Linked DNA regions of Homo sapiens: region 2 is linked to region 1. Evidence: read pairs that join two places in POLR2A ChIA-PET (ENCODE). Cell type or tissue: MCF 10A. All regions are shown on one strand. Each heading gives the region's core, and the rest is flanking DNA. Links, peaks and the distances in the headings are about the cores only.

Evidence for each region. Peaks named below come from ENCODE experiments on the same cell type or tissue, not always from the same donor. Only the 100,000 strongest peaks of a DNase experiment are listed, where the experiment ranks them.
Region 2: POLR2A ChIA-PET joins it to region 1 with 12 read pairs; 4 of 35 experiments call an interaction of 5 or more read pairs at or near these places.

The regions. Positions count from the first base shown.
Region 1 is chr5:168,642,179-168,654,221 of GRCh38, reverse strand. No RefSeq gene overlaps it. Among named protein-coding and RNA genes, the nearest start is that of SLIT3-AS2, 59 kb to the left of the region's middle. In MCF 10A, for the core only: no CTCF peak of the experiment used is centred there; DNase peaks (open chromatin) are centred at 6,941 and 7,681.
Region 2 is chr5:168,587,366-168,599,408 of GRCh38, reverse strand. No RefSeq gene overlaps it. Among named protein-coding and RNA genes, the nearest start is that of PANK3, 14 kb to the right of the region's middle. In MCF 10A, for the core only: no CTCF peak of the experiment used is centred there; a DNase peak (open chromatin) is centred at 7,128.

The DNA of each region.
Region 1 (12,043 bases), core at 4,828-8,827:
AAGCTTCAGGGAGAAGAGATAGGACTGAAGGATGCAAAAGGGATGAAGAGAGAAGCCAGGCACCAAGGCCACATCTTGTGACTCCATTTACAGGAAATATACCGTTTAGGTAAATGCATATCGGTGGCTGCCAGGGGCTGGGGGAGACGGAACTGGGAGTGACTACCTCATGGGTACAGAGTCTCCTTTGAGGGTGATAAAAATGTTTCGGAGCTAGATAGAAGTAATGGTTGCACGACATTGGGAAGGTACTGACACTGAATGATATGCTTTAAAATGGTTAATTTTATGGTATGCGAACTTCACCTCAAAAAAAACAGAAAGAGGGAAGGAAAAAAGAGGGGGTGGAGTAGGATGAGGAAGGAAGCCCTGGAGCTCAGGAGCAAGAGCTACAGAGATGTTCTGGAACAGAACACAGCTAATACTAAATTAACCCCTTGCTTTCCAACCCAATGCCTCAGGCCGAATGCCTAGAGCAGTTTCCCTAGGCACTGTGGCTGAGGAATTGTGCCCTGGGCCAGCTGGTGGGCCCCCTAAAGCTAAGAATGTTCTGCCTCTTCAAAGCATCTGCTCAATCCTGGACTCTTTTCTCTGACAATGTTTTCAGAGGGAGGTGCCCTCCCTATTTCAGGAGCAGAAAATGAACTCAAGTGTCGTGAATTACAGTGGGGGAAAAAATTTATTTTTTTTAAATTTAGGCTTCTCAGCCTTCTTACTCAAAAATACTAAAAATATACATTGCCTTTTCTAAATTAAACTTAATTCCTACTTTGAGCCCCCATCCTGCTTCATAGCAAAAACTTAATTATCTCATTCAGTTCAGTGTCTGGCATTTCTCTTCTCCAGGATACCCCTTGAGTTCCAGGTGCCTCACATCCTGTGAAGATGTTTGCTCCTTGCTGTCTTCATGTATTCATGCCAGCTGCCACGATGGCCTGGACATCTAGACTACGTTTGCTTTAACTCTGCAGCAAATCTTTTCCAGGTCTGCAGAGTCTATATGTCATGACTCTGCTCCCCCTGGAAGTCTGGGGACACCTGGAGGCTGCTATGCCATACTGGCACTACAAGAAATGAGGTGGAGGCCAGGCACGGTGCCTCACACCTGTAATCCCAGCACTTTGGGAGGCCGAGGTGGGTGGATCACCTGAGGTCAGGAGCTGGAGACCAGCCTGGCCAACATGGTGAAACCCTGTCTCTATCAAAAATACAAAAATGAGCTGGGCGTGGTGGTGGGCACCTGTATTCTAGCTACTCAGGAGGCTGAAGCAGGAGAATCACTTGAACCTGGGAGGCAGAGGTTGCAGTGAGCCAAGATCACGCCCTTGCACTCCAGCCTGGGCAACAAGAGCAAAACTCCATCTCAAAAAAAAAAAAAGAAAAGAAAGAAATGAGGTAGAGCTGAGGTTGTTCACCCACTTGTTTGCTACTCTTAGACGCACAGAAAAATCATTCTACTGCTCCCACGTTACCCAGGGTATTGGGAACCCTTCAAGGCTGACTCAGACCCGGGATGGAGCAGCTATTTCACCCCTACTTCTTTTGTGCCATCTTGTGGCACAGGAAGAGATTCGTGTATGTGCCCCTTTCCCAGGTTCCACCTGCAAAGCAGGCACAGTTCTCCTCCTCTCTCCAATTTTCCAAACCTGTATGAGTCTCTGAAGTGGAATTCAAATATACATTTGACTGAAAAGCTCGGGTACTTCCTCCTACACATTACCTTGTTGGAATGTGTGTGTGTGTGTGTGTGTGTGTGTGTGTGTGTGTGTGTGTGTCAGGATCTTGCTCTGTCTCCCAGGCTGGAATGCAGCGGTGCAATCACAGCTCACAGCAGCCTCGACCTCCCAGGCTCAAGTGATCCTCCCACCTCAGCCTCCTGCATAGCTAGGACTACAGGCGTGCACCACCACACTCAGCTACCTTGTTGGATTTAATTGGCACCTTAGAAAGATGTAAATCTTTTGATAGCAGTTGAGGTAAGGAGACTTTCAGGTATAAAAACAGATAATCCTACATAGTGGAGCCTCAAGAGCATTGTTAACAGGGTGCAAAAACAGAAACTGTCAAGCAGAAGTTTGTCAATGTGCCCCTGCCTGCTCTGTGTGCACACATTTCACCAAAGCTCTGGGGTCCGGATAGGAAAGCCCTGCTGGGACGAAGTGCACTTGGAAAGTCAAAAAGACACAGGGGTTTATATAAAAATGAATATCTGAATAATTCCAGGCAATGAACAAACCTTGAAAACATGCTAAGTGAAGGAAACCAAACACAAAAAGCCACATATCCATTTATATGATATGTCCACAGTAGGCAAATCCATTGAGACACAAAGCACACTGGTGGTTGCCAGGGACTAGGAGGAAGTAGAAATGGGGGTGACTAATGGGTCTGGCATTTATTTTTGGGGATGATGAAACTGTTCTGGAACTAGTAGTGATAGTTGTACATCATGAATGTCCTGGAAGTTACTGAGTTACACACTTTATACTTGTAAAAATGGTGAATTACTATGTGAATTTTACCTCCTTAAAAAAAATCCAGGCCAGGCACAGAGGCTCAACACCTGTAATCTCAACACTTTAGGAGGCCAAGGCAGGTGGATTGCTTGAGCCCAGGAGTTGGAAACCAGCCTGGGCAATATGGCAAAACCTCATCTCCACAAAAAAATACAAAAATTAGCCAGGCATGGTGGTGCATGCCTGTGGTCCCAGCTACTGGGGAGGCTGAGGTGGGAGGATCACCTAAGCCTGGGGAGGTCGAGGTTGCAGTGAGCTGTGATCTCACCACTATACTCTAGCCTGGGCAACAGAGTGAGACCCTGTCTGAAAAAAAAAAAATCAAGATATATTTGGGTTTGGTCAGAGGTCTCAGGGAGGGAGGGAGTCTACATTGAAGTAGGGTTTGGGGGTACGCTAGCTTTTGTCTTTGGATATGCAGTTCAGGACAGTTTGTCTTTGGATATGCAGTTCAGGACAGTTTGTCTTTGGATATGCAGTTTTAGGACAGTTTTTGTTATCTCCTAGCTTTTGTCTTTGGATATGCAGTTCAGGACAGTTTGTTTAACTCCATCATCTCATCACTCTAAAAATTTTTGGTGTATCTAGTTCAGACGCTCCAGCCCTTGATAAGTCTTAACTGGAACAGAAGAAAATTCTGAGATTTAGAATTTTGCTTATTTCCAAACAACTGTGAATGTCTAGAGTTGGAGGCAAAGACTTCTAGTCCCAATAGAAGGCACCAATCTACTGTCTGGAAAAATCCTTTAGCCCTGTGTCCCTCTCCTTCTAGCCCCACTGTGAAAGAACATATCATTCTCTAGTCATAATAGTGACCATCGTGGGTTAAAAACCCTTACTATTTGCCAAGTCTGGTGCTAAGCATTTCATTTAATCCTCATCAAAAAAAAAAAAAGAAAAAAGAAAGAAAGAAAAGAAAAGAAAAAGAAAATGGCAAATGGCAATACAAGGTCTCAATCAGTTAAGCATCATTCTTAAGATCACACAGCTGATAAGTGGCAGGACTGGGATTCAAAACCAAAATTGCCTCCAAAGCCCCATCCTTAACCATTATATCATTCTACCTCTTTCCGATTAACCCTGGTGAGTTTTGCTTAGGGCTCTTATCATTGGTTCCTCTCACATTCAGTGGTGTTGAGATTCTAGGGTGAAAATTGAGCAAGAGGTTCAGGATCTGGTAATATCAGAATAGCTTATCAAACTAGCCCTCCCACATGTAACAATTATCTAATCTGGACAAAATAGTTTAACAAAACAATTGCGTTAAAGCACTCTGCAGCAACCAAAAGAAGGCAGAAAGGGAGGGGATCCAACCCTTGAATGAAAGACAGCACATTGAGTGAGAGCTGCGTTCACTGGCTCTTCCCCTGAAGGTGTGTCCCCATCTATACACTGCATGGGGAATGGAGTGGCTGGAAATTTAGGGAGAAAAATCTTAATCCTAAGTGACGGAACCATGGAAGGGGTGCCCTAAAATCTGTGTACCAATTATCTTCAAATCCTTGGCTGACTGCTAAACAGTTCATATGCAGGGTGAGATTGTAAGTTTCCCAGAGGCAAGAAACTGCATCAAGACGAAAGAGTCAAGCCCTGCCAAGGTAGAGAAGCTTTGTAGACACAGCGCCCTTTTTGTTGAAACACTTGCAGGGCCACACCTTAGGAATAAGGACCACATCTTAGAATTTAGGTCTATACCCTAGGAATAAGGACAAAACTGAAAGAGATCCACTCCAATAAAGGCTAAAACTAAGCTTCCACAGGACTAAGATTGTCTGTCAACGATTTAGCCATCTGCTAGGGCAAAACTCAATGCCTTTCAAAGAAAGATAGTAAACTCCAGAGACTCTAGAGTGTGTTACATAGAATAAACATATAGTATAAGCCAGACACAATGGCACATGTCTGTAATCCCAGCTACTGGGGAACCTAAGGCAGGAGGATTGTTTGAGCCCAGGAGTTCAAGACCAGCCTGGACAATATAGTGAGCCCTTGGCTCAATTTCTTTTTAATTACTTGGCATATGATATGGTTTCAATATTTGTCCCATCCAAATCACATGTTGAAATGTAATCCCCAGTGTTGGAGTTGGGGCCTGGTGGGAGGTGTTTGAGTCATGGGGGTGGATCCCTCATGGCTTCGTGCTGTCCTCACAATAGTGAGTAAGTTTTTGAGAGATCTTGTTAAGAATGTGTGGCACCTCCCCCGCACTCTCTCTTGCTCCCACTCTTGCAGTATGAGACACCTGTTCCCCCTTCACTTTCTGCCACAATTGTTAAGATTCCTGAGCCCCACCCTACCAGAAGCCAAGCAGATGCTGGCACCATGATTGTACAGCCTGCAGAACCATGAGCCAATTAAATCTCTTTTCTTTATAAATTACCCAGTCTCAGATATTTCTTTATAGAAATGCAAGAATGGCATAATATAGCATACAAACAGCCAGAAAAATATGACAGTCAAGAGAATAGTCAACAGAAGCAGACCCAAAGATGAGTCAGATATTGGAGATAGCAAAGACCTTGAAAAAAATTAGAAAAAACTTTAAAAATGCAACATACAAACAGCCAGGAAAATATGACAATACAATCATGTGTCACATAACAACAGAGGAACGTTATGAGAAATGAATCATTAAGCAATTTTATGTATGAATATCATCGAGCATACTTACACAAACCTATATGGTATAGCCTACTACATACCTAGGCTATATGGTATAACTTATCACTCTTAGATTACAAACCTATACAGCATGTTGCTGTACTGAATGTTGTAGGGAATTATAACACAATGACAATTATTTATGTAGCTAGAAATATCTAAACTTAGAAAAGTTACAGTAAAAATATGATATACAAGATTAAAAAAATGATACACCTATATAGGGAACTTACCGTGAATGGAGCTTGCAGGACTGGAAGTTGCTCTAGGTGAGTCAGTGAGTGGTGAGTGAATGTGAAGGCCTAGGACATTACTGTACACTACTGTAGACTTTATCAACATTATACTCTTAGGCTGTACTAAATTTATTTTTTAAATATTTTTTCTTCAATAATAAATTAAACTTAGCTTACTCTAACTTTTTTCCTTTTAAACTTTTTAACTTTTTAACTCTTGTTACAAAATAATGTGTTTGTGCTTAAAATAAGTTTTGTAATAATTACTTTGTAACTAAAGTTATTTCATAAGTAAAATTAATACAAATATAAATAATACAAAATACAAATTAATACAAAATAATAACAGCTGTACAAAAATATTTATAAACCTTATAAGCTTTTATCTATTTTTATTTTTTTTTACTTTTTAAACTTTTTTATTAAAAACTAAGACACAAACACATTAGCCTAGGCCTATACAGGGTCAGGATCAATGTCACTGTCTTCCACCCCCATATCTTGTCCCACTGGAAGGTCTTCAGTGGCAATAACACACACAGCTGTCATCTCCCATGACAACAAATGCCTTCTTCTGGAATAACACCTAAGAAACCTGCCTGAGGCTCTTCTTGTGGAGGTGTCACTCTTTTCAGAAATATGTCTATGGTCACTTAGTAGATTTGCTTCATTTTTTCTCACAGATTTGCTTGTAAGCAGATTACGCACCATTCCTCTCTATTAATGAAAATTTTTTAGTCCCCATGACAGTTTACCTATATAACAAACCTGCACATGTACCTCTGAACCTAAAATAAAAATTATGATAAAGAAGACTGTTTGGTGTTGCCTCCACACTTCCAAGCTTTTAAAGGAACTTGCTAAGGTCTGAAAAAGCTTGTGCTACAAATCCTTCACTGTCCATTTTCTTGGGGGTTCTTCTTTTTCTTCCCCTGCAGCGATATGGTTTGGCTGTATCCCCACCCAAATCTCATCTTGAATTGTAGTTCCCACAATCCCCATGTGTCATGGGAGGGACCAGGTGGAGATAATTGAATCATGGGGGCAGTTTTCCCCATACTGTTGTGATAATGAGTGAGTTTTCATGAGATCTAATGGTTTCATAAGGGGCTTCCTCCTTCGCTCTATTCTCATTCTTCTCTCTCCTGCCCCCTCCTGAATAGGTGCCTTCTGCCATGATTGTAAGTTTCCTGAGGCCTCCCAAGCCATGCAGGACTGTGAGTCAATTAAACCTCTTTCCTTTATAAATTACCTGGTCTTGGGCAGTTCTTTATAGCAGCATGAGAACAGACTAATACATGCAGTTTCCTTTTTTCTTGCCTCTTCTTCAGCTATGCATTCCTGTTTCATTTCCAACAACTCCTTATTAGTCAATTCCTCAAGAACCACCTCTAGGAGCTCCTCAGTGTCATTCTCATCCACACCCAGGTCAAAGCTGTTTGCCATCTCAACCACAAACTTGTTGATTTTTGCAACCTCCTCATCCTTGGCAAATCCTCTGAAGTCATGGAGAAATGCTAAGTGTCTTCTTCCAGATGCCATTCACATACTTCTTGGTGACATCACCCCAAGCCCAACCAAGGTTCTTGATGCAATCATACCTGTGTTGTAATCCTTCCAGAATTGCATCACTGTCATCTCAGTCTCTCCCTCAGGTGTAGCAACAGCCTGGACAAAGGTCTTCCTCAGGTAGCAGTCCTTAAAAGCTGATATAACACCTTGATTCATTGGTTCAATCAAAGAGGTAATGTTTGGAGGGAGAGACACTACCTTGGTATTGGGATGAAGATCACCAATAAAAGGAGGATGTGTGGGAACATTATAAACCATATGCAAAACCTTGAAAGGTATCTTATTCTCCAAATAGTACTTCATTTCACTGGCATAGCAATTCAGGAGTAGCTGGGTCATCTGTGACTTCTTATTGCTCCTGTGGTGTGCTTACTGGTATGCTTGAAGGCCCTGGGGTTCTCACTGTGCCAGATCACAAAGGATTTCAGTTTGTAGCCTGCAGCATTGCCTCTGAGAAAGACTGTTGTCCTGTCCTTAAAAGCCTTGAAACCTGGCATTGACTTGGTCTCCTTCTAGATAAAAGTCTTTTCAGGCATCCATTTCCAAAATAGGGGGTTTTCATCCATATTGACGATTTGCTCTGGCAAGTGATTTTCCTCCATAATCAGCCTTTCTAGAGTTTCCAAAAATTCTTCAGCTGCCTTCACATCAGCATGCACAGACTTGCCACTCACTTTCACAATATGTAATGAATTACGATGCTTGAACTGTTTAAATCACCCAGAGCTAGCAATACTTCAACACTGTAGTTAGGTCCGGCCTTTTCTCTGAACATTGCAAACAAACTTCGTGCTTTGGCCATGATTGTCGTAGTGCTGAGAGGGATACACTTCTGTGCCTGGTCTCCAACCCAGGTCATCAGAAGTTTCTTCATATCTTATAGAGGACCTTCCTGAATTTCTGTTATCTCATTGCCTTCAATGAAGCAAATCCTTTAACAGCTTTCATCACTTTTTTTTTTTTCTGAGAGAGAGTCTCGCTCTGTTGCCCAGGCTGGAGTGCAGTGGCTCAATCTCGGCTCACTGTACCCTTTGCCTCCTGGGTTCAAGTGATTCTCATGCCTCAACCTCCCAAGTAGCTGGGATTACAGGCGCATGCCACCACACCCGGCGAATTTTTGTATTTTTAGTAGAGATGTGGTTTCACCATGTTGACCAGGCTGGTCTCAAAATCCTGGCCTCAAGTGATCCACCCACCTCAGCCTCCCAAAGTGCTGGGATTATAGGCGTGAGCCACCACGCCCAGCTAGCTTTCATCACTTTGTTCCTGTCCTTTCAGATCATAGCTAGGGTCGATGGGGCAGGCATTTCTGGCAAGAAATAACCATCACTGATTTTCCACTTTCATAGTCCTTAATCATTTTTTTAATTTCTTTCTTTTTTTTTTTTTGTAGAGACAGGGTCTCACTATGTTGCCCAGACTGGTCTCGAACTCCTGGTCTGAAGCCATCCTTCCACCTCAGGCTCTTGAAGCACTGGGGTTATAGGAATGAGCCACTGTGCCCTGTCCCTTAATTAATCACTTTTAATTTCATTTCCAGGTCAGTTACTCACTGTGGCCTCCTACTGACAACATTAGCAGGATATCTTGTACGCTTAGGGACCCATAATGAACAAAACAAAATGAGATTAAATCATACACAAGAGAAAACTGTGCAATCAAGAGCTACAATAAAACACAAGATACATGAAGCTGCTGCTGGTGTAACACAGCATACCATTTTACAGTAAATTTTTTTTACAACTAGAAGACGTACACGCTAAAATAACAATAAAAGTATAGTATAGTTATATCTTTATCAAGTATTATATACTGTACATAATTGTATGCACTATACTTTTATATCACTGCCAGCCCAGTAGGTTTACACCAGCATCACCACAAACACCTGAGTAATGCGTTGTGTGGAGACATTATGATGACCACAGTGTTACCAGGTGATAGGAATTTTCCAGCTCCATTATAATTTTATGGGACCACTGTCATATGTGGTCCATAACTGACCAAAACATCATTATGTAGTACATAACTGCAACTTTTTTTAATCTTATAGGAAAGGATTAATGTGACAGAAGAAGAACTGTGAATTATAAGAGAAATAAGAAAACTCTAAAAAGTAAGCCAAATGTAAATCCAAAAATTGAAAAATATAGCAATTGAACTTAAAAATTCACTAGACAGAATAACAGCATATTGGATACTCTGAAAGTATAAGAGAAAACAGGTTGATAGAAATTATTCAAACTGAGCAATAAAGGAAAAAAATGTTTTTAATATGAGCAGAGCATCAATGGGACAACCTAAAGTAGGCTGACATATGTGTCAGACTCTCAGAAGAAGAAGAGTAGAGAGAAAAAATAACTGCAGGAATGATGGCCAAAAATTTTGCAAATTCAATAGAAAAAAATTCAGTCAAGAGATTCAAGCCAGGCACAGTGGCTTATGCCTGTAATACCAGCACTTTGGGAGGCCAAGGAGGGGGGATTACTTGAGGCCAGGAGTTTGAGACCAGCCTGGCAAACATGGCAAAACTCCCTCTCTACAAAAAAAATAGTTGGGTGTGGTGGCACATGCCTGTAATCCCAACTACTCAGGAGGCTAAGGCATGAGAATTGCTTGAACCTGGGAGGCAGAAGTTGCAGTAAGCCGACATCTTGCCACTGCACTCCAGCCTGGATTATAGAGCAAGACTCTGTCTCGAAAAAAAAAAAAAGGAGATTCAAGAAACTCAGAAAGGCCCTCTCCCTCTCCCTCTCCCTGTCCCTCACCCTCTCCCTCTCCCTCCCCCTCTCCCTCTCCCTCTCTCTCCCCACGGTCTCCCTCTCTTTCCACGGTCTCCCTCTCATGCGGAGCCGAAGCTGGACTGTACTGCTGCCATCTCGGCTCACTGCAACCTCCCTGCCTGATTCTCCTGCCTCAGCCTGCCGAGTGCCTGCGATTGCAGGCACGCGCCGCCACGCCTGGTTTTGGTGGAGACGGGGTTTCGCTGTGTTGGCCGGGCCGGTCTCCAGCCCCTAACCGCGAGTGATCCGCCAGCCTCGGCCTCCCGAGGTGCCGGGATTGCAGACGGAGTCTCGTTCACTCAGTGCTCAATGGTGCCCAGGCTGGAGTGCAGTGGCATGATCTCGGCTCACTACAACCTACACCTCCCAGCCGCCTGCCTTGGCCTCCCAAAGTGCCGAGATTGCAGCCTCTGCCCGGCCGCCACCCCGTCTGGGAAGTGAGGAGTGTCTCTGCCTGGCCGCCCATCGTCTGGGATGTGCGGAGCCCCTCTGCCTGGCTGCCCAGTCTGGAAAGTGAGGAGCGTCTCCGCCCGGCCGCCATTCCATCTAGGAAGTGAGGAGCGCCTCTTCCCAGCCGCCATCACATCTAGGAAGTGAGGAGCGCCTCTTCCCAGCCGCCATCACATCTAGGAAGTGAGGAGCGTCTCTGCCTGGCCGCCCATCGTCTGAGATGTGGGGAGCGCCTCTGCCCCGCCGCCCCCTCTGGGATGTGAGGAGCGCCTCTGCCCGGCCGCGACCCCGTCTGGGAGGTGAGGAGCGTCTCTGCCCGGCCGCCCCGTCTGAGAAGTGAGGAGCCCCTCCGCCCGGCAGCTGCCCCGTCTGAGAAGTGAGGAGCCTCTCCGCCTGGCAGCCACCCCATCTGGGAAGTGAGGAGCGTCTCCGCCCGGCAGCCACCCCGTCCGGGAGGGAGGTGGGGGGGGTCAGCCCCCCGCCCGGCCAGCCGCCCCGTCCGGGAGGGAAGTGGGGGGGTCAGCCCCCCGCCCAGCCAGCCGCCCCGTCCGGGAGGGAGGTGGGGGGGTCAGCCCCCCGCCCGGCCAGCCGCCCCGTCCGGGAGGGAGGTGGGGGGGTCAGCCCCCCGCCCGGCCAGCCGCCCCTTCCGGGAGGGAGGTGGGGGGGTCAGCCCCCCGCCCGGCCAGCTGCCCTGTCCGGGAGGGAGGTGGGGGGGTCAGCCCCCCGCCCGGCCAGCCGCCCCGTCCGGGAGGTGAGGGGCGCCTCTGCCCGGCCGCCCCTACTGGGAAGTGAAGAGCCCCTCTGCCCGGCCAGCCGCCCCGTCTGGGAGGTGTGCCCAACAGCTCATTGAGAACGGGCCAGGATGACAATGGCGGCTTTGTGGAATAGAAAGGCGGGAAAGGTGGGCAAAAGATTGAGAAATCGGATGGTTGCCGTGTCTGTGTAGAAAGAAGTAGACATGGGAGACTTTTCATTTTGTTCTGCACTAAGAAAAATTCTTCTGCCTTGGGATCCTGTTGATCTGTGACCTTACCCTCAACCCTGTGCTCTCTGAAACATGTGCTGTGTCCACTCAGGGTTAAATGGATTAAGGGCGGTGCAAGATGTGCTTTGTTAAACAGATGCTTGAAGGCAGCATGCTCGTTAAGAGTCATCACCAATCCCTAATCTCAAGTAATCAGGGACACAAACACTGCGGAAGGCCGCAGGGTCCTCTGCCTAGGAAAACCAGAGACCTTTGTTCACTTGTTTATCTGCTGACCTTCCCTCCACTATTGTCCCATGACCCTGCCAAATCCCTCTCTGTGAGAAACACCCAAGAATTATCAATAAAAAAATAAATTAAAAAAAAAAAAAAAAGAAACTGAAAAAAAAAAAAAAAAAGAAACTCAGAAAGAACCAAAAATATGGTAAATACAAAGAAAACCATGTCTAGGCACATTATAACCAAATTACTGATGACTAAAATAAAAATTATAAACATATCCAGAGAAAAAGACAAATTACATACTGAGGAACAACTTATTCATCAGAAACAATGAAGGCCAAAAAACAATCAAATAGCATATTTTAAATGCTTGGAAAAAAGGGAGGGGTCCACCCCTCCAACACCCGTGGAAAACTTACCCACACATAAAAATTACTTTCTTCATCCATCTGCTCCCAATATAGAAATGTTTTATACTGTCTCATTTATACAAAAGCAGCCCTGAGCTTTTTGTCTAAGTCCCAGTTCTATAAGTGCATTGGCCATGTGCCATTTAACCTCCCTGAACCTAAGCCCTTATCTGTAAATGCAGATGATAATAGCATCTATACTTCACAG
Region 2 (12,043 bases), core at 5,051-9,050, 55 kb after region 1:
TGCACACACACACATGCACACACACATACATATGCGTAATTTAATTTTCATCCCAACTCCACAAAGTGATGCCCATTTCCCAGATGGCAAAATGAAATCCTCAATTCAGTGGGAATTTCACCCAGCTAGTAACTGGCAGAGGAGGCAATTGAATTTGGCTTTGGGTGATTGTCATTAGACTGTAAGCTCCATGAGGACAGGGACCTTGTCCATTTTGTTCACCTCTATGTGTCCAGTGCCTAGCAGAAGTTATTACTTAACTGAAGTTCAGTAAAGACTTTCTTGAATTAATGGGTTAATAAATGAATGTATGACTTAATGGCCCTGAAGTCCATGCTTGTTCATCCCCACCACTCCTTGAGAATAATGAAGATCCTCAAAATGTCCTTCTAGGGCTCCACAGAAGGCAGTATGTTGCATGCCAGGAACAGAAACCTCCTCAGGCTAACTCAGGTCAAAATGGGAGTTTATGGTAGGAATGCAGAGGTATGATAGAAACCAAACACAGCCAGGACTTATGGGGTTACAAAGCCACCAGGAATCAGAGCGCCCTGTGGTCTCTGTCATCGCTGCATCTCAGTTTTCTCTCCTAACAGATGACTTCCTGTGGGTAGCCATCTTACCCATGGCTGAGTATAACAAATGCAACCCTATTTTAACTCTAAAAGTCCACACGGCCTCTCAGCATAGCTCCCCTTATTAATCAGGTTAGTCTGTCAATATCTCAGTTACAAATTCCCAAAGGAAAAACTCAATTAGTTAGCATGGGCTAACCTTCAAGATGACACTTGCCCCAGCCAGACAACTGCAACTTCACAGGCGACCCTGAGTGAGAACTGGTTAAATGAACCTTGCCAAGCCTGAGGACCAGAAGCAATAAAAATCAAATTACTGCTGTTATTTTAAGGAGCTAAGGTTGGGGTGATTTGTTACATGGCAACAGACAACTGGAACCCAATATTAATTGATATTAGAAGTGTGTTGCTACTATAACAGAAACCTAAACATGTAGCATCATCCTTGTGCTTTAGTAGCAGGTAGAAGCTGAGGGGCCTTGATGAATGTTAGTGAAGCCTAATGGGTCTTGCGGACACCTTACAGGGAAGTGAGGGAAATGCTACTGGAAAGAAGGGAAAGAAGACCTTCACAGGTGGTGGAAGGTAGAGGCATTGTTGTCAGTTGTGATGTGGGAAAGCAGGAAATGTACCTAACGAATATGATGATCTAGCCAAGCTGCATATAGTACCAGGCAAATGAGAAAAAGCAGCTTATGAGAGTCAGAGGATGAGAAAGAAAGAAAAAAAAAAGCAGCTTAAAAAATGAAACTGTTTAGATTTCAAGCAAAATTTAGAGGGTATAAAAAAGAGGCTGGGCAACGTGGCTCAAGCCTATAATTCCAGCACTTTGGGAGGTTAAGGTGGACAGATCTCTTGAGCCCAGGAGTTTGAGACCAGACCAGCCTGGGCCACGTGGCTATATCTGGTCTCCACAGAAAATACAAAAAAATTAGCCAGGCGAGGCAGCATGTGTCTATGGTTCCAGCTACTTTGGAGGCTGAGGTGGCAGGACTGTTTGAGCCCAGAAGGCGGAGGTCATGGTGACTCAGGATTGTACCACTACACTCCAGCCTGGGTGACAGAATGAGACCCTGTCTCAAAAAAAAAAAAAAAAAAAAAAAAGCCCAGATTTTTGGGGTTTGAAAATGAAATTGCTTCTCACTCCCAGCCTCTCCAGAGGGCAAACTATTCTCAAATTAAGAAATAGCTTCCCAGCAAAGGGTGGGTACAGCATCTCTTGTTAAGAACACAGAAAGGTTTAACTCAACAACCCTTTCAAACAGACAAAATCCTTCTAAGAAGCTTAAGGGGTGCTTACTGTTTCTCTTTATTAAACAATTGGATTTCTAAGAATATTAAGGGCATTGTCCCACAGCAGCCTCAAAAGGAACCTAAGGCAGAAAGGACTCATATGAGCCAAAAGGATGTGAGGTCACAGCTTTTTTCCCAATGGAGGAAACCCCAGTAAGAATCATAGAAAATTCTCAGTGTTTTAGAAGCTGCTTGGACTAAAAGGGAAGGAGACAGTACAAGGTGAAAAGGGAGCTTTGGATCTCAAAACCTCTATGGGCAGAAAGGAGGCTGAGAAAACCACCCAGGGGGAAAAACCACCCAGGTTACATTTTAGAAAAAGGAAGATTAAATTCAGAAATTGGAACCAAGAGCCCAGAAGGCAAAGCCGTAGAGAATCATTGAGTAGAAATGGACTGTGATCAAGGAACCAGCAACACGTGCCTGACAGGATTTCATAATTGCCACAAACCAGCAACTGCTGTGCACCTCCTGTTTTCTCTCTCTCTTTTTCTTTTTTGTTTTTGTTTTGTTTGTTTGTTTGTTTGTTTCAACCAAAGTTGAAATGAAGGAAAAAGTGTTAAGGGCAGCCAGAGAGAAAGGTCTGGTTACCCACAAAGGGAAGCCCATCAGACTAACAGTGGATCTCTTGGCAGAAACTCTACAAGCCAGAAGAGAGTGGGGGCCAATATTCAACATTCTTAAAGAAAAGGATTTTCAACCCAGAATTTCATATCCAGCTAAGCTAAGCTTTTTAAGTGAAGGAGAAATAAAATCCTTTACAGACAAGCAAATGCTGAGAGATTTTGTCATCACCAGTCATGCCTTACGAGAGCTCTTGAAGGAAGCACTAAACATGGAAAAGAACAACTGGTACCAGCCACTGCAAAAACATGCCAAACTGTAAAGACCATCAATGCTAGGAAGAAACTGCATCAACTAATGGGCAAAATAACCAGCTAACATCATAATGACAGGATCAAATTCACACATAACAATATTAACCTTAAATGTAAATGGGCTAAATGCCCCAATTAAAAGACACAGACTGGCAAATTGGATAAAGAGTCAAGACCCATCAGTGTGCTGTATTCAGGAGACCCATCTCATGTGCAGAGACACACATAGGCTCAAAATAAAGGGATGGAGGAAGATCTACCAAGCAAATGGAAAACAAAAAATAGCAGGGGTTGCAATCTTAGTCTCTGATGAAACAGACTTTAAACCAACAAAGATCAAAAGACACAAAGGCCATTACATAATGGCAAAGGGATCAATTCAACAAGAAGAGCTAACTATCCTAAATACATATGCATCCAATACAGAAGCACCCAGATTCACAAAGCAAGTCCTTAGAGACCTACAAAGAGACTTAGACTCCCACACAATAATAATGGGAGACTTTAACAACCCACTGTCAATGTTAGACAGATCAACGAGACAGAAGGTTAACAAGGATATCCAGCACTTGAACTCAGCTCTGCACCAAGCAGACCTAATAGACATCAACAGAACTCTCCACCCCAAATCAACAAAATATACATTATTCTCAGCACCACACCACACTTACTCCAAAATTAACCACATAGTTGGAAGAAAACCACTCCTCAGCAAATGCAAAAGAACAGAAATCACAACAAACTGTCTCTCAGACCACAGTGCAATCAAATTAGAACTCAGGATTAAGAAACTCACTCAAAACCACACAACTACATGGAAACTGAACAACCTGTTCCTGAATGGCTACTGGGTAAATAATGAAATGAAGGCAGAAATAAAGATGTTCTTTGAAACCAATGAGAACAAAGACAAAATGTACCAGAATCTCTGGGACACATTTAAAGCAGTGTGTAGAGGGAAATTTATAGCACTAAGTGCCCACAAGAGAAAGCAGGAAAGATCTAAAATCGACACCCTAACATCACAATTAAAATAACTAGAGAAGCAAGAGCAAATAAATTCAAAAGCTAGCAGAAGGCAAGAAATAGCTAAGATTAGAGCAGAACTGAAGGAGACAGAGACACAAAAAACCCTTCAAAAAATCAATGAATCCAGGAGCTGGTTTTTTTAAAAAGATCAACAAAATTGATAGACCACTAGCAAGACCAATAAAGAAGAAAAGAGAGAAGAATCAAATAGATGCAATAAAAAATGATAAAGGGGATATCACTACTGATCCCACAGAAATACAAACTACCATCAGAGAATACTATAAACACCTTTACACAAATAAACTAGAAAATCTAGAAGAAATGGATAAATTCCTGGACATATACACCCTCCCAAGACTAAACCAGGAAGAAGTTGAATCTCTGAATAGACCAATAACAGGCTCTGAAATTGAGGCAATAATTAATAGCGTACCAACCAAAAAAAGTCCAGGACCAGACGGATTCACAGCCAAATTCTACCAGAGGTACAAAGAAGAGCTGGTACCATTCCTTCTGAAACTCTTCCAATCAATAGAAAAAGAGGGAATCCTCCCTAACTCATTTTATGAGGCCAGCATCATCCTGATACCAAAGCCTGGCAGAGACAAAACAACAACAAAAAAAAGAATTTTACGCCAATATCCCTGATGAACATCGATGCGAAAATCCTCAATAAAATACTGACAAACCGAATCCAGCAGTGCATCAGAAAGCTTATCCATCACGATCAAGTCAGCTTCATCCCTGGGATGCAAGGCTGGTTCAACACACACAAATCAATAAACATAATCAATCACATAAACAGAACCAAAGTCAAAAACCGCATGATTATCTCAATAGATGCAGAAAAGGCCTTCAACAAAATTCAACAGCCTTTCATGCTAAAAACTTTCAATAAACTAGGTATTCATGGAATGTATCTCAAAATAATAAGAGCTATTTATGACAAACCCACAGCCAATATCATAATGAATGGGCAAAAACTGGAAGCATTCCCTTTGAAAATTGGCACAAGACAGGGATGCCCCCTTTACCACTCCTATTCAACATAATGTTGGAAGTTCTGGCCAGGGCAATCAGGCAAGAGAAAGAAATAAAGGGCATTCAATTAGGAAAAGAGGAAGTCAAATTGTTCCTGTTTGCGGATAACATGATTGTGTATTTAGAAAACCCCATCGTCTCAGCCCAAAATCTCCTTAAGCTGATAAGCAACATCAGCAAAGTCTCAGGATACAAAATCAATGTGCAAAAATCACAAGCATTCCTATACACCAATAACAGGCAACCACAGAGCCAAATCATGACTGAACTCCCATTCACAATTGCTACAAAGAGAATAAAATACCTAGGAATCCAACTTACAAGGGATGTGAAGGACCTCTTCAAGGAGAACTACAAACCACTGCTCAACGAAACAAAAGAGGACACAAACAAATGGAAGAACATTCCATGCTCATGGATAGGAAGAATCAATATCGTGAAAATAGCCATACTGCCCAAGGTAATTTATAGATCCAGTGCCATCCCCATCAAGCTACCAATGACTTTCTTCACAAAACTGGAAAAAAACTACTTTAAAGTTCACATGGAACCAAAAAAGAGCCTGCATTGCCAAGACAATCCTAAGCAAAAAGAACAAAGCTGGAGGCATCACACTACCTGACTTCAAACTATGCTACAAGGCTACAGTAACGAAAACAGCAAGGTACTGGTACCAAAACAGAGATATAGACCAATGGAACAGAACAGAGGCCTCAGAAATAACACCATACATCTACAACCATGTGATCTTTGACAAACCTAACAAAAACAAGAAATGGGGAAAGGATTCCCTATTTAATAAATGGTGCTGGGAAAACTGGCTAGCCATATGTAGAAAGCTGAAACTGGATCCCTTCCTTACACCTTATACAAAAATTAATTCAAGATGGATTAAAGACTTAAATATTAGACCTAAAACCATAAACACCCTAGAAGAAAACTAGGCAATACCATTCAGGACATAGGCATGGGCAAGGACTTCATGACTAAAATACCAAAAGCAATGGCAACAAAAGCCAGAATAGACAAATGGGTTCTAACTAAACTAAAGAGCTTCTGCACAGTAAAAGAAACTACCATCAGAGTGAACAGGCAACCTACAGAATGGGAGAAAATTTTTGCAATCTACCCCTCTGACAAAGGGCTGATATCCAGAATCTACAAAGAACTTAAACAAATTTACAAGAAAAAATCAAACAACCGCATCAAAAAGTGGGAAAAGGATATGAACAGACGCTTCTCAAAAGACATTTACGCAGCCAACAGACACATGAAAAAATGCTCATCATCACTGGCCATCAGAGAAATGCAAATCAAAACCACAATGAGATACCATCTCACACCAGTTAGAATGGCGATCACTAAAAGGTCAGGAAACAACAGGTGCTGGAGAGGATGTGGAGAAATAGGGACACTTTTATACTGTTGGTGGGACTATAAACTAGTTCAACCATTATGGAAGACAGTGTGGCGATTCCTCAAGGATCTAGAACTAGAAATACCATTTGACCCAGCCATCCCATTACTGGGTATATACCCAAAGGATTATAAGTCATGCTGCTATAAAGACACATGCACACATATGTTTACTGCAGCACTATTCACAATAGCAAAGACTTGGAACCAACCCAAATGTCCATCAATGATAGACTGGATTAAGAAAATGTGGCACATATACACCATGGAATACTATACAGCCATAAAAAATGATGAGTTCATGTCCTTTGTAGGGACATGGATGAAGCTGGAAACCATCATTCTGAGCAAACTATCACAAGGACAGAAAACCAAACACCGCATGTTCTCACTCATAGGTGGGAACTCAACAATGAGAACGCTTGGACACAGGGTGGGGAACATCACACACAGGGGCCTGTCATGGGGTAGGGGGAGGGGGGAGGGATAGCATTAGGAGATATACCTAATGTAAATGACGTGTTAATGGGTGCAGCACACCAACATGGCACACGTATACACATGTAACAAACCTGCACGTTGTGCACATGTACCCTAGAACTTAAAGTATAATAAAAATATATACATTCTAAATGTATCTCAAATCATAAAGAATCTATTAGCAGGAATAAAAACATTCTGTGTGACAAGAAAAAAAATCAGAAAATGCATGTAAATCCCTTAGCTCAGTGCCTGCTACATAGTAAGTGCTCAACAAATAGCTGTCTTCATTGTTACTTGGTCATTGATATTGGTTGAGCTGGTGTTGACTGGCATGGCCTCAAATAATGAATAGGACTTCTAGGTAAGAGTACTAAGAATTCTATTAAGCATGCTGGGCAAGTGCCAGTTTGCCTTGTGCAACAGGCTCTGTGGCTGGATAACTCTGGAAGCAGAAATTCCAAACAGAGTCTAGCTATTTGTTTGGTTCCAGATAGAAATCACTCCAGTTCAGCTGCTATTGGAAACTTACTCATCTGCTAACCTTGAGGATCAGTGGCTGTGAAGGTAAACAGGAAAAAAGTAAACAAGGTAAAAGAGACAGACTTCTGTATCATGAGCGAGATCAGCCTTGCTCACAAAGGCTCAACTTCTCTAGAATGGACAGAGAATCTAGCTTGATTTTATATTAGCTAGTCATTTTTGCCAGTTAAATGTTAATTAAAAATTGACTTGCACAAAAACTGAAAGTTTGTGCTGAAGAACATCCATAGCAAAAGGTGGTGAGGCTCCTGCCACAAGGAAGCTTGTTATCTAGTAAATGCTATGAATTCACTCATTCTTACATTTATTCTCTCATTCCACCACCAGAATGCCTTCCCTTAGCTGGTTTCTTTGCCTCCTGTCCCGCCTAAGCTGTTATCTTTACCACAGCCAGAGTAAACTTTCCAAAATACAGTTCTAATCCTGACATTCCCCTGCTTTTAAATCTTTGGTGGGTCCCTTTTCCTTGAACAAAGTCCAAACTCTAACATGGTTCACAAGAAACTTTATGATCGGGCTTGAAACCTCCCAGTGGCTTTGAATTGCTTTTGAAATAGAATCCACACTCTTCCTTGTGTCCTACTAGGGAACTCAGGCAGCTTAAGGAACTTGCTTAAGTGGTAGAGCCCACTCTGACTGATTCCAAAGCCCATGCTCCAAACCAGAGCTGCTCAAAGCAGCTTTACAGTGAACTATTTGTTAATGGTCCAAGCCTAGGGCAGTGACAGCCTGGGTCAAAATGTAAATCAATGCAATGCTACCTTCATGGAGAAAGTCTTACTGTGAAGAAAATACCAGCTGAACTACAAACAGTATGATTAGTGATGCAGTTGACTTACCTCCTGCTCCATATCTTGTTGGAAGCCAAAAGCAGTCTGGGGATCAGCAGCCATCTGTGTACCACACTTTGAATAGCATTGCTCTAACCTGACCCCCACGCTGTACAGTAAGTCCTCACTTAACATTGTCAATAAAATCTTGGAAACGCAACTTCAAGCAAAACGATGTATAAGGAAACCAATTTGGCCATAGGCTAATTGATACTAACAAGAGTTAAATTCCTATGGCATAGTTCTGGTAACAGAATCATCACTAAACTTCTCATAAAGACTGAAAACACTTCTAAAAGTTAAACATTGAAACAAATGTGAGCTATACAGTCATTTAGGAAAGATTAATAAAAAGAGATAAGAGAATTATTTACCCAATTAATCCAGTTCAAGGTCCTGGGTGGCTGGGGCCTATCCTGGCAGCTCAGGGCACAAGGCAGGCACTAGCCCTGGACAGGACGTTATCCCATTGCAGAGCGCACTCACGCACACACCCACATTCACTCACACTGGGACCTTTCAGACACACCAATTAACCTCAGGTGTGCATCTTTGGGATAGTATCCTAGTGAGAGGAAAACAGAGTACCTGGAGAAAATCCATGCAGACTTGGGGAGAATGTGCAGACTCCACACAGACAGTGGCCCCAGCTGGGAAGAGATTTTTTTTTTCTCATCAACATAATGAAACGGCGTTGAAGGAAATGATGTTATTTGAAGACGTGCTGTTTTCTTACTCTTCTTATTCCTTAGCTGAGGTCTTCATATGAGGCACCTGATTTACTCCTGGCCCCTTCTTTCCTGCCTTCTGTGGACTTCTGCACAGGAACTGTCAGATAATCTGTATCATAGATGAAGAAGGGGTTTTAAAAAGTATATCCTACTTTTCAAAGCCAGCAAGAAAACCTTTTTTGGAATTATCCTCAGTTTGGGAATTTTCACAAGGCTCTAAGTTCCAGAAAGCTATTCTTGCTGGCTAGTTGGCTAAGCTTTCAGTAAAAGCCCTGATTTCCACAGCAGAACTGTGCAAACTATTCTTATATGCACTGGCCTCACAGCTAAGGCAGTGGCAGCCTCAAAAATCCTGAGATGCGGAATTCTATGATCCTGTCCTTATGTGCTCTTAGTCCTTCCTTATACTGCTGAGGAGCTCCCTAATCAGTCTTCCTCCATTCTCCATCACCATGGGCTTTCTACTAGCTTTTTCACTTCTAGCCTTACTGAATAGCCCCACCACACACACACACACACACACACACACACACACACGCACACACACACCATGCTAAGATCTTTAGTGGTAGCAGCCGTTAGGAAAGGTTTGCTTATTCATTCTTTTGTTTATTCAAATATTCGGTCGGAACTGTCTCTGTACCAGGAACTGTGTTAAAAGTTAGGAACACAATGGTAAACAATAAAAAAGACAGCCGCGCCCTCTGGGAGCTTTCTGAGCTGAGTGAGGATGTCAGACTAAATGACATCGTGATGAATGATATAAATAAAAGTATTAAAGTTCTATGAGGGCCGGGCACAGTGGCTCACACCTGTAATCCCAGCACTTTGGTAGGCTGAGGCGGGCAAATCAATTGAGGCCAGGAGTTTGAGACCAGCCTGGCCAAGATGGTGAAACCCTGTCTCTATTAAAAATTACAAAATTAGCTGGGTGTGGTGGTGCATGCCTGTAATCCCAGATATTCAGGAGGCTGAGGCACAAGAATCACCTGAACCCGGGGAACGGAAGTTGCAGTGAGCCGAGATAGCACCACAGCTTGGGCGACAGAGCAAGACTGTCTCAAAAATAAATAAATAAATAAATAAATAAATAAATAAATAAATAAATAACTTATCTGAGAAAGTAAAGCAGGCACCTATCTTAGAAAGTAAACTAATCTGTTTGCAGGCAGAAGTGATACTTACATTGAGACTTAAATGTCATCATGAATTTTTGTCTAATAGTCAACATCAAGCCAACTCTTTTGTTCCCAATGCCAAGTACTGAGTTGAACACTTTAGATGCATGAAGTGATTTCATCTTCACAAAGACTCAATGGCAAGGGAGCCATTTTTATCCCCATTTTATAGATGAGAAAACTGAGAAGCAAAATTACCACTCTAAAGTTGCACAACCAATCAGGGATTGGGACCTAATTCTGCCTGATTACAATGCCTAGTTTTTAACCACTCTACTCTAACCTGATGAAAGCCTTGATAAATACACTATTAGGCATCGCAAGTCCAGGAAGAGGGCCACCTGTAATTAGAGCTGCCCCTGATTAAACATCGTGTGAGGAAGTACATGATGGCTCCTAGGCCACACTGTCTAGTCCCACCCTTCTAAAATACCGTGATTCATTCCTACAAGAGGTGCTAGACTGCTTTTGTTGTCATTAATTATGTTTCTAGAAGTTTCTACAAGAATAAGACTTTCCAGGTTGCATCTGAAGGACCTGGGCCAACACCCATCCAATTTAATTATTTGTAAGTCCCCATATGGGGGCAGATCCCCTGCTAGGCTTGGGGACACTGAACAGAATAAGTCACAATGCTAGCCTTCAAACAGCTCATCTGGCAGTGAAAGAGACAGGCAAGTAAACGGATCACTGTATTATTTTGCAGTGAGTGAGAAAACTAGAAGCACATGCAGGGACCAGAAGTAGCATAGAAGAGAGGAAGCTTTTCTGGAGGAGGGGATTTCTAGGTTGGGTTTTAAAGTAGAAAAACGTGTTCAATGAAACTCAAAAAGAGAGTCTTCCACTTGTGAAAGGAGTGAGGACATCAGGCAGCAGCAAGCATTTAGTTTGCTAGAAGCTGCTTTTGTCTGATTGGAACATATAATGAAGGGTGAGTAGAGGCATGAGATGCAGCTAAAGAGATACACAGAGGCCAATCATGACTGGTCTTATACCCTAGGCTCAGGAGCTGGGATTTTTATCTTGAAGACAACATGTCAGGAAGAGACAAGGTCCTAAGCCCTGAAAATGATACATTCTGGTTTGCTATTGAGAAAACTCTCTCTGGCATGGGTAAAGAGGGTGGGTCAGATAAAGGCAGGCAAGAGGCAAGAAGGGTCTTTTTTTTTATTTTTTAGAGACAGAGTCTTGCTATGTTGCCCCATCTGGTCTCGAACTCCTGGCCTCAACTGATCTTCCTGCCTCAGCTACCTCAGCCTCTTGAGTCATTGGGATTACAGGCATGAGCCATCACACCTGCCAGGAAGGGTCTTGTTTGTTTGTTTGTTTGTTTGAGATGGAGTCTGGATCTGTCGCCCAGGCTTGAGTGCAGTGGCGCAATCTCAGCTCACTGCGGCCTCTGCCTCCTGGGTTCAAGCGATTCTCCTGCCTCAGCCACCTGAGTAGCTGGAATTACAGGTGCGTGCCACCATGCCTGGCTAATTTTTGTATTTTTAGTAGAGACAGGGTTTCACCATGTAGGCCAGGCTGGTCTCGAACTCCTGACCTCAAATGATCCACCAGCCTCGGCCTCCCAAAGTGCTGGATTATAGGTATGAGCCACCATGCCCACCAGAAAGGGTCTTTAAGAGTATAAATGAGAGACGCAGAGGCTGGTGCTCAGTTGAGAGCAGTGAGGTTGGACGGAAAGGAAGAGACAGGAAGGTAACAGCAGGAAGACTCGGTGACTGGTTGGATGTGCACTGTGACGGGGCAGGAGGAGTCCAGAATGACTCCTAACTTTCTGTGCTGGGCAAGTGGGTGGTGGATGGAACCACCAGCTGAAACAGGGCCTTTAGGGAAATGAAGAGGGAGTGGGAGAATGATGAAACTGGACTATTGAGGTGGAGGTGCCAGGAGGCAGGGATCGGCAGGCAGAGGAGAACTCCAGGGAGAGGCTCTTCCCTGCTCCCTAGGAAATGCCTGGTAGGATGCATTCCTGGGCAGAGCAGAAGTCTGTGACACCCACACTGGGGGCCTCTGAGATGAAAATCACCAACTGCTGAA